Regions from separate parts of the Homo sapiens genome. Here region 1 is linked to region 2. The links are chromatin contacts, found by Hi-C or POLR2A ChIA-PET in ENCODE. All regions are on one chromosome and are shown on one strand. Each heading gives the region's core, a stretch centred on a gene start or an enhancer-like site at or near the end of the contact. The rest is flanking DNA. Distances are from core to core; before and after follow the strand shown.

Region 1 (5,254 bases), core at 2,214-4,713, 140 kb after region 2:
CTGCAGCTTCCGTGCACACAGATCCCCTGGGGGTCTTATTAAAATGCAGCTGGTGACGCCGGCGGTCTGGGGAGGGGTCTGAGCAGCTGCCTTTCTCACAGGCTTCCAGGTGATGCTGCTGCTGCTGGTGGGTGGAGCACACTTTGAACAGCGAAGGTATTGAGTGCAAAATGGGGTTCTCCAGTCTAAGTTCTGCCCCGCACTTCACTTCCCTGCCCTGATTTCCTCAACCGTGAAACGGGGAATAGTAATCGTTGCCTTGTCTTCCTCTCTAGGGGTGTTGTGAGGATTCATGGAGCAAATGGCTGTGAAAGCACCTTGTAAAGGGTAGAGCAGTGTGCGGCGTGAGGGATTATTATCATTGTTAAGACGTCTACGCCTCGTTGCTCACCCTGTGTGATCCTGCAGCTTCTCAACTTTTCCCTCCTTTCTCCCTGGTTTCCACGCCTGGGCTGCTGAGTCAGGCGGACCGGCCAAGGCTGGCGAGGGCTGAACAGATGCTCTGACATGTCAAGGCAGGAAATGACAGTTCCCAGGCAGCCCTCTGTTTCAGGTGTGGAACAGGCTCCGAACACACTTTGTGTGATAAATTGTAGTAACGCCAGGCTGAGCTCTACCTCCACCCCCTTAGGCTGCAAGACTAGGACATGAGGCTGAAAGTCAGAGAAGTCCCTGTGAGACGAGGGCCCTGAGCAAGCACTGGCCAGACTGTAGCAAGGCCACTCACCAGGCCACCCCGCTGGTTCTACTTCCGCACCCACCTCTGGCAGCCATGATGCTTCTGCAGCATGCCAGTTTGTTCACTGAGACCTTCACAGAAGGTCGCACAACCACCCTGGACGGTGAGAAACTAAGGTGACTGAGGCAAGTCATTGAACCACCCTGAGCCTTGGCTTCCTCATCTATGAAATGGAGTTGACAGCATCTGTCCTGCCTGTGGTAAAAATTGCTGTGATCCCACAACCAAAAGGAAAGAGAGAATTATGAGAAAAATATGTACTTATTCTGTGAAAATATGTGAGATTTTCATGAGAGACTTCCTGTTCCAGTGGACTCTTCCACCGCCCTTGAGTGGGGAACATCCAGGCCTTCACACTCACGCTCAGCCCATCACCCCTCTGTGCAAGGTGCAAGGTCCTCTGCCCACCTGAAGCCTCAAGGCCTGATGGAAACCATCCACAGCCACTCTAGTAAGTGACCCCTCCATTGTCCAAAACAGTGCTGCTGCTTAGCCTGCTCTTCTCAGGCCAAGTCTTTGTTGAACAGCTTCAGTGCAAGGACCTGGGAAGTCGGGATTCTGTAATGTACCTTGCCCCCAGTCAGGATGGGAGGCCAGGCCCAGATCTTCTTCCCAAGGACCCTGCACCTGAAAATCTGGTACAGGTTTGTCCTTTGGAGTGAGAGCTCTTGGGTTTAGGTGGTTGAGAGAGGTGGAAGGTTGACCACACACTCCAAATACACATGTTTATTGCCCAAGCTGGGAACACCATTTTTAAAGCCCACATAGTTAGGAGACTACCAAAATAACAAAGCTAAAAATGGGTCAGGTATCAAACGGGTCAACTCCAGTACCGGCAGGCACATCCGGGACCCTCCCCTTCAGGGCAGGTGGACTCCTCCTTTCCTTTCCCCGCAGCTACTGTCCCAGGGCCTTAGAGGAACAAATAGCCCCTGGCTCCAGATCAGAGCCAGTGTGCCCACCCATCCCTCCCTGCTCTTTGAAATTCCCAAGGCCAGCAGGGGGCCCAGGCCTGCAAAGCTGGGCCTCCAGACACCTCCGCCAGCTGGGGAGGCAGAGAGTTCGCACTCTGAGGAAACGCAGATCCTCAGAGGAGAGTAAAAGGTCAGAAATAATCCAAGAGGACAAGCCACTCGTGTCTGTGTGTATATTGGGTTTCACATCTGAAATCCAGTCATGATAAATCTGGTTTTTGAAACATCTTCTTTGACTAATAAAAACAGAAGACTTCTTGGCCCCAGGTTTCAGACTTCAAAGTTCTCAGTTGAGAGCCTCGTGTTTGACTTATTTGTGGAGCACAGAAATCACAGGATTTAGCTGGGTTGCTCCCTCCACCCCCTACCACCCAACTGCAAGAACACTTAAAAATTCTGGAATGGAAAGACTGAGCTGAAAACCCCCTCGCTGGCACTCCAGCCATATTTTCAAAAAAAAAAATTCAGCATGGTAGTTTTAGTGGAGAAATGACAGGCTTTGGAGCCAAATGAACCTAGGATCCTAATCCTGACTGTACCCTTGACCTTGTCATCTTAAGCAACAATCTTACTTCTCTCTGCCACAGTTCCTTGAACTGTACAAATTGGAACAATAACATCCACCTCATAAGTTATTGGGATGATTTCAGTGCAATAGTGTGTATAAAGTAGCTATGCCTGATGCAAAGTGGACACCCGACAAATGTTAGTTATCTTACCTTTCCTGATACCTGACCACAGACTAATTATTTGGAATGAGGACTGTCCTAGAAAACCCAGTTTGTATGCTTGCTGTCTTGAGAGATTCAGTTCCTTGTTTTTCCATTGAAGGAATTGCTAGGTTTCCGAGGATAGTTTGTCTTGCAGTGTATTCTGAGCCCTGCCATAGGAATCCTATCACAGCTCTATGTGTATGTTTTCTATCCACCTGAAGAAGCAGGCCAGAGCAGCCTACAGGAAACATTTTCTTTTTCTTTTCTCTTTTTTGAGACTGAGTCTTACTCTGTGGCCCAGGCTGGAGTACAATGGCGCAATCTCGGCCCACTGCAACCTCCGCCTCCCGGGTTCAAGTGATTCTCCTGCCTCAGCCTCCCGAGTAGCTGGGATTACAGGCGCCTGCCATCATGCCCGGCTGATTTTTGTATTTTTGTAGAGACGGGGTTTCACCGTGTTGGCCAGGCTGGTCTCGAACTCCTGACCTCAGGTGATCCACACGCCTCGGCCTCCCAAAGTGCTGGGATTACAGGCGTGAGCCACCGCACCTGGCCAGGAAACATTGTCATTGCAGCCCAGCTACAAAATGATTCTTCTCTTCCTCCTTGGAGGGGGAGAAATCATGAGTGTGCCAAGTTTAAAACAGAAGAGTAAAGGGTCTCTGGCGTCCAGTCTGGGAATGCCAGCTTCAGCCTGACTTGGAAAGCTCTCTTGTTCCCTGAAGCACCTCCATGTTTGTTCTGAATGTGGAGCCAGTCGAGATTCTCCTTACTGGGACCTACACTGATGACTGATCTCTTGGGCTCACAGCCCTGCTCAATGACCTCATGATGTGTGAGGGCCTCAGCCATTTCTTGACAGTCATGAAAAGGTGTCTCCTAGGAAGCCGGGCCTGTTTATCCAGAGGTTAGTTGTAGGCAGGGGAGACAAAGAGGACAGGTAAAGGGACTTGATTTTAAAATCAACTCCTTCCAGAGTTGTTCTTCTAGCCCTTTCTGATCTGATGTATGAAATTTGTACAGAGGTGGAATCGTTTCTGCCATTTTTCACACACAAGTTGGTGCACATTCCTAATATGAATTAAAAATAAATATGCCATGTGTACACAGGGATGAGTCAACATTGCATGCAGCCAGCCATGGCCACTGGGAGAAGAGTCAGACATGGGCCATGGAGCTGCAGGCTCACCTGCCCCCGGCTGAGTCAGGACCGAGCACAGGACTTGACAGAGGAGGCATCGCAGCAAGGTCAGGTGCCTCCCGTGCTTCTTATGGGCCCACCTGGTCCCAGCATGAGTGCTTCTCCCAGGAGGCATTTTTTTGTCTCTCGACTTTTTCTTTCTTTCTTTTTTTTTTTTCTTAAAAAACTGATTACAGAAACTGTAGGCCAAGTGCAGTGGCTCATGCCTGTAATCCCAGCACTTCAGGAGGCCAAGGCAGGAGCATCACTGGAAGCCAACAGTTTGAGATCCAGCCTGGGCAACGAACAAGACTCCATATCTACAAAAAATAAATAAATAAATAAATAAATTAATTAATTAAATAAATAAATAAATAAAATAACAGGTGCCTATGGTTTCAGCTACTTGGGAGAGGAGGGAGGATTGCTTCAGCCCAAGAGTTCAAGGCTGCAGTAAGCTATGATTGCACCACTGCACTCCAGCCTGGGCGACAGAGTGAGATCCTCTCTCTAAAAAAAAAAAATTTTTATTTTTTTTTTTTTTGAAACAGAGTCTTGCTTTGTCGCCCAGGCTGGAGTGCAGTGGCGCGATCTCGGCTCACTGCAGCCTCTGCCTCCTGGGTTCAAGCAGTTCTCTGCCTCAGCCTCCTGAGTAGCTGGGGTTATAGGCGCCTGCCACCACACCCGGCTAATGTTTGTATTTTGAGTAGAGACGGGGCTTCACCATCTTAGCCAGGCTGGTCTTGAACTCCTGACCTCATTATCTACCCACCTCAGCCTCCCAAAGTACTGGGATTACAGGCATGAGCCACCATGCCCGGCCAAAAATTTTTTTAAAATAATAAATAATAATAAAAAATATAAAATACAAAAAAATAATTAGGAAACAGCTGGGCACAGTGGCTCAAGCCTGTAATCCCAGAACTTTGGGAGGCCGAGACGGGTGGATCACTTGAGGTCAAGAGTTCCAGACCCGCCTGGCCAACATGTTGAAACCTCATTCTACTAAAAATACAAAAATTAGCTGGGCATGGTGGCACATGCCTGTAATCCCAGCTCCTTGGGATGCTAAGGCACAAGAATCACTTGAGCCCGGGGGGCAGAGGTTACAGTGAGCTGAAAGCATGCCACTGCCCTACAGCCTGGGCAACAGAGTGAGACTCCATCTCAAAAAAAAAAAAAAATTGTGGGAAACATATAGAAAAATATAAAGTAACAGAAGAGTCCCCTATAGCCTGACTACCCAGAGACAGCGTGGTTAACATTTTGTCGTGAATCATTTAGAATGTTTTTCCATGTTTCTTTTGCATTGTTCAATAATAATAACTGTATACTTTTGTCTTTTTAAATTTAACATTGTATCTTAAAGAATTCTAATTATAAACATCATGTTTATGACTACCTAACATTCTACTGCAAGAATGAAGTATAACTTTCTTAACAAATACCATATTGTAGGGCTGTGTTAAAATGGCAATGAGCGTATTTATGCATGACGGTTGTTGCTTCCTAGGTTATTTATTTTGGCTAGATTTCTGGAAGTGGCATCCCTGCCTAGGTCAGTAGTTGGGCACGTTTTTAATTTTTTTTTTTTTTTTTTTGAGACAGTGTCTCCCTCCATCACCCAGGCTGGAGTGCAGTGCCACGA
Region 2 (5,561 bases), core at 1,086-3,585:
TAGGTTCCTGAAAAGAATAGATTATTTCCCCAGCTGGATGATTTCCAGTCCTTACAATGGTTTGGAAGCATTTGGTAGGCATATAATGGCCCCACAATCGTTTTGGCTTAGTTTGGCTTGCCCCAGTAATGTAAATTATAGGAAATCTTTCTTGAACAAGATAAACAGGAACTAAGAGCAGAAATGCTTTCCCCCACCCACCTCCCCTCATGGTTATTTGGAGCTATTAAAGGAGTGGGCAAATAAATGAAGGGCATATTCCCAGGACCTAGACACTCCAAAAGTCTGCATTTTTATCCTGTTAGGTTTTCCAGACCTGATATCATTAGGCAGCTTCCTCTGACTAGTTGATTTTCTTGAGAAACATTATTCTTGATCCCGTAACATCCCACACTGCTTTGCTTCTACTCCTCTAAGCCTTTTTTCCCCTCCCTTATTAAAAGTAATTTTTTACAGAAATTCCTAGCGCCAAGCACAAAATAAACTAGAAAAGCGTCGGACTTCTCTGTAACAACAGTCTTGGTGGCTGACTTTGTTGCTCCTGTGAGAGGCCTTCATGCTTTTGAATGAGTTCTGTTACAACAGATCACTGATAATTTAGTGGACTGGTTACCACCAGAATCCTTGGGATTATCTGACCTTCTCCAAGTAGCTCTCCATTTCAGTATTGCTATGTTTACCATCTGGTTATTGTATCACAATCTCAATCCAGCCAGAACAAGAAGAACTGAGATGGTTAAAGGAAAGACTCCTAAATGTTGGGTCATGAGAGATTAAATTGGGCATCTTACAACTTGTTCCTCCTGGAGCTGACTACACTGACTTTCTCAGTCTGAAGTCCCCTCTCTACTGCCGCATTCCAAGGCTGCTGTGAGCCCATTATCACAGTGAGTAGTAGCATCCAAAGGTTAGGTAATGCCCCTTTTCCTAGCCGAAAGACTGAAGACCGAATTCTCCTAAGATTGTTGGGCTTACCTTAAATTCTTCTATTAAAATGGAAAATGCCCAAACCCCAGTCTGTCTGTCCTTAGAGCCAGGAAAAAGGACTCTGAGACGTACATGCTGTTGGCATCAGTTAAATTTCATGTTCCTAGAGGTCCTACAATCCTGTATGTAAAGCTACAGTGAGTAATTGCAACTGCATTATAATTATTTTGGTAATGACTCCCTTCCTCTCACCAAGAGGCACAGGGATGGATCTGCACAGTTGCCTGCTATGAACATTGTGGTTCAAGTAGCTGATATTTGTTGTTTAGGCAAGCAAGACATCCAGCTGATGGGCTGAACATCTCCATTCCATCCTGCTGTTTAGTTTTGTGATTAAATAGCCACTTACTCATTTCCTGTATTGTCACATAACTTTTCAGTTCTCAGTTTGCTATGAGGACAGAGACTTAGCTAGGGTTACTGCAGGTCCACATTTGCCTAGGTCCCAGCTTTACTTGTACCAGTTTAATTATCATTGCCGCTTATGTCACCCAAAAGTGTACCAGTTTGGATGATAGTCACCTTATTTATCACCCTACATTAAACATAGGAGAACCAAAAGAAAGAGCTACTAAATGGAATGATACCAGAATCTGTGCTTCTAAAGTAATTAGAATTAGCCTGTATGTCCCATTGTTTTCAACACAAGTAGTGTCACTTGAATCCAAAAAAGTGATCTCCCTCCTCATTTTCTGTTTGCTGATAAAGGATGGCTCTCTAGAATTAGGATTCTGCGCTCCGTAACTAATATTTTTATAGGAAATATGAAATGAAGTAAAGTCCAAAAGCAAACAGGTCTGTAGCCTTTTTGAGAAGTGTTCACTCTTCTTATGGGGGACGAAGGTGAGTAGATGATGGTAAAGTAGGTTGTCCTCTAAACATACAATCTCTGAGAAAGATCCTTGTCCAGAAATCCTGTGTCTCAGTGGTACCCAGCGATACCCTGGAGAGGAACATTCCAGTGATTCCTTTCTGGGCATATTTCCTAGGGAGTTTTGGGAGTCATGCAGTGATCAGGTTCAGGACTTTTGGGTCAGACTTAACATGAGTCTTCCTTTCTCACAGGTGGCCCATTGACTTGGTCTCTGTGTGCCCATATTACTGGTGCTGCCAGCTCAGGGAGTTTATGAAATTTTGATGTAGAAATTAGATTGTTGCTTATCTTGTACCTTCTTGCTCATAGTATTGACAGTACCACTGAATTGCTTGAGGCAGATAGCATCTCAGCGATCACTGTGCTATTTCAGCTTTCTGCTGCTGACAACATCAGAAGTGTTTTAACAGGGTTTTAATGGGCAGCCTCTGTAGCTCCTTGGAGGGTTGCAAATAGCTGCCGTGAGAAACCCTCTCTGCTGCTCTGGGCTGACATGCCCTCTTTTCTCATCCAGCTGCTGCTTGTTTAGATGGCCGCCTTCCTGGTGACAAGCACTTCTTATTTGGGCTGAGCAGTACTAGGACTTGAATTCCAGAGATGAGATTGTGTAACATAAAAAAGGAAAGGTCTTTTAAGGACGTTTTTTTCCCATCCTGTTTGGGGTAGGAAAAACAAGGCAGGTTATGGGGGGAGAGGAGTAGGGCAAGAAAGAGGGTCTAACCAGAAATAAGTTTGCCATTCCCACAACCTTTCAGAGGAAAATTCTGGTGTGCCGTTAAAACTAAAGTTTTCGGCCGGGCGCGGTGGCTCACGCCTGTAATCCCAGCACTTTGGGAGGTTGAGGTGGGCAGATCACACGGTCAGGAGTTTGAGACCAGCCTGGCCAATACAGTGAAATCACGTCTCTACTAATAATACAAAAATTAGCCAGGCGTGGTGGCAGGCGCCTCTAATCCCAGCTACTCAGGAGGCTGAGGCAGGAGAGTCGCTTGAATCTGGGAGGCAGAGGTTGCAGTGAGCCAAGATTGTGCCACTGCACTTCAGCCTGGGCAACAGAGTGAGACTCCATCTCAAAAAACAAACAAAAAACAAAAAAACTGAAGTTTTCTCATTTGATGGAGTCACAATAATCTATTTGGAGAATATCAGGCCCACAGCTTCTATTTTCTATTTAATAGCTTGCCCACATTTTAGAGTTTACAGTTAATTAATGCTACTTTGTCAACTTGGTTCCATTATTTGATCTTCAGATTCAACAAAGTAGCCGAATTCTCAACTAATGACTTAAAACTTCAAATTTTAGGATTAAACAGAATGGATATCCACTCCACCTGGAATTCTCTTTGCTAAAACAATGAGGTAGTTCAGTGAGGTAATACAATGACACTACATTGATTTCCCCCCTGTGGCGCCAAAGACAGTTCTTGATCTCTACACCCAGTGACAACAGGGTACTCAAAAGGGAACTAGTGGTAAGAATGGAAGAAAAAAAAAGTGGCCAAATTAACAAGGTTGTTGGTGTGATACAAGAACTTGGTCTAATCAGGAGGAGCCTCTGAGGAAAAGATGTCTGTGTTCCACCTAGAAAGTGTAGTTCGGCTGGGCGCGGTGGCTCACGCCTGTAATCCCAGCACTTTGGGAGGCCGAGGTGGGTGGATCACGAGGTCAGGAGATCGAGACCATCCTGGCCAACACGGTGAAACCCCATCTCTACTAAAAATACAAAAAATTAGCTGGGCATGGTGGCGGGCGCCTGTAGTCCCAGCTATTTGGGAGGCTGAGGCAGAAGAATGGCATGAACCCGGGAGGCAGAGCTCGCAGTGAGCCGAGATCGCACCACTGCACTCCAGCCTGGTGACAGAGTGAGACTCCGTCTCAAAAACAAAAAGAAAGTGTGGTTCATAGTAGAATCCCAGTGTTACAAAGTGTCGGTGCAGATATCAGCTGCTATAATTGTTTCTCTACATCACTTTCCCTTTCAGGGACATGGAAACAGTAGTTTGCCTGGCTCATTCTAAAGAAGATCTCAGAATACTTCCTTCTAATGTTAGAGAGAAAGAGACTTCCTTTACTTCAAGCCCTACCTACTTACAATTGGTTTTTATCATTATCACCATCCACAGTGTTGCAGGCTGCCTGAAAAAAATCTCCTATCAGACACTTAAGGCCATTTCACAGCTTCCTCTTCCCAAACCACATTGATAGCACTGGGTTATCATCTGTCCTTTAGAGATTTAAGATTCTTAACTTCTTGTCACCAGCAGAGGCATGACTTTAGCTATTAAGGGATAAATCTGATTATCACGATTGGAAGAAAAAGCCAGTACACCTCTGGGACACATTATGGCATGGATCCTTGGGAAGGCCCAAGTCTGTTTCCCCTTCACTTTCTTAGAGCTGGGCTTCTCTCCTAAAGCTGCTGTTGCTGTGTGCTCTTGGGACTGTTACCCCAACCAAGATCCTAAAAAAAGGCTTAGATGTGCCTGTGGTTGGGGTGCTCTGCAAGGCACCAAAAAAAGAAACCTGCAGAAGGCTACATACCATGAAGGAAAAAACCACAAGAATGTGGGCTACAGGAGAGTATGATGTGAAAAGCATAAACCCTAGCGTTACCCGGAATGCTAACCACCTCACTAACTAGGAAATGGGTTTGCCTGCCTCTGCCACAGTTTCCTCATTTGTAAAATGAAAATTACATTGAGAATTCTAACTTACGTCATAAGTTTGTTGGGGATTAAATAAGATAATGCAGTATGGCACAGTACCTGGCACACGGTGACGTGCTTAACAGGGGCTGATATTACTATTACTATTAAGAATACATACCTGCTGCTCACTAAGTGTACATATGATCCCTCTGTGTGTTCAAAGTGCATAATTTTAGGGAATTTGTTAACAGTCATGCCGACATAGATACAAATATAGAGAACATATAGTGGCAGAATAAATAAGCCAAGATATGAAATAATAGTGGGGAACTGTAAAGAAATGATAAAAATAAGGACTCAGCTTAAACCTTTGAAAGAAAGGGCCTCCATAGGCTTGTCAAACCATAGACTTCAATTTTGAAAACCTCTGTTCTCTTTTACAGTCGAAAAGCAAGAAACTTCGGCTTGACTAATGAGTATGGTCTTGGTGTGGTCCTTCCTTTCTGGAGGCCTCAGTTTTCTCTGGAAACTGGGAGAGGTGGAGTAGATGGTCTCCAAGGTAGCTTGTGGTCTAAAATTCTGTAAGTCTACTTAAAAAGAAAAGGACTCGTAGCATTCCTCTTTTCGCTGTTGCTCAGCGGTGTTTGCCTGAGGTACAGATGTTTCGTGGATCTCCCCTGGTACATTTTTCTGTGAAATCTCAGGCTCCTGCCTCATGTCTCTGTAGCTTAGTAATAACTGAACATGGTTAATTTGTTCTGGTTTATTGTTGATTGGGTGATTTATGTCACGTGGTATATGGGTTTTTTTTGTTTGTTTGTTTAATTTTCATTCAGCAACCAGTGGTCTTGGTCAAGGTGGGCCATGGCCACTCTGCGACTCCAGGTCGATTCGTCTGCCTGTTGGCTTTTTTGATTTTTGCTTTGAAGTTTCCTTTTGCCTCAGTCAGCTGCCTTGAATGAAATTATCTGCTGCTGCTCTGGGCTTGTGATTTCCTTTGCTTTCATGTTTGCTCCCTTTCTGAAAGATGGGGGTTGTAATTTGTTTGCTGT

The links. Hi-C counts contacts between places; a loop is a spot of excess contacts on that map. ChIA-PET counts read pairs that join two places held with the same protein, here RNA polymerase II (POLR2A). Pooled maps may share reads with other maps.
Region 1: a loop to region 2 is called in a pooled map, with 2.1 times the contacts of the local background. The contact joins two enhancer-like sites. A Hi-C loop is called at or near these places in 2 of 50 pooled maps. POLR2A ChIA-PET finds 5 or more read pairs at or near these places in 6 of 52 experiments (A549, BJ, IMR-90 and 3 more).

Annotation. Positions count from the first base shown.
Region 1 is chr17:61,353,313-61,358,566 of GRCh38, forward strand. All of the region lies in intron 22 of BCAS3 (BCAS3 microtubule associated cell migration factor), which reads left to right. Among named protein-coding and RNA genes, the nearest start is that of TBX2-AS1, 44 kb to the right of the region's middle. RefSeq lists an enhancer at 3,396-3,690. Within about 2 kb of position 3,464, at least 4 of the 41 ENCODE cell types and tissues checked have a DNase peak (open chromatin) inside an H3K27ac peak, as active enhancers do; they include IMR-90 and Panc1, where a contact is called at or near this core.
Region 2 is chr17:61,217,361-61,222,921 of GRCh38, forward strand. All of the region lies in intron 22 of BCAS3 (BCAS3 microtubule associated cell migration factor), which reads left to right. Among named protein-coding and RNA genes, the nearest start is that of BCAS3-AS1, 84 kb to the left of the region's middle. Within about 2 kb of position 2,336, at least 5 of the 41 ENCODE cell types and tissues checked have a DNase peak (open chromatin) inside an H3K27ac peak, as active enhancers do; they include IMR-90 and Panc1, where a contact is called at or near this core.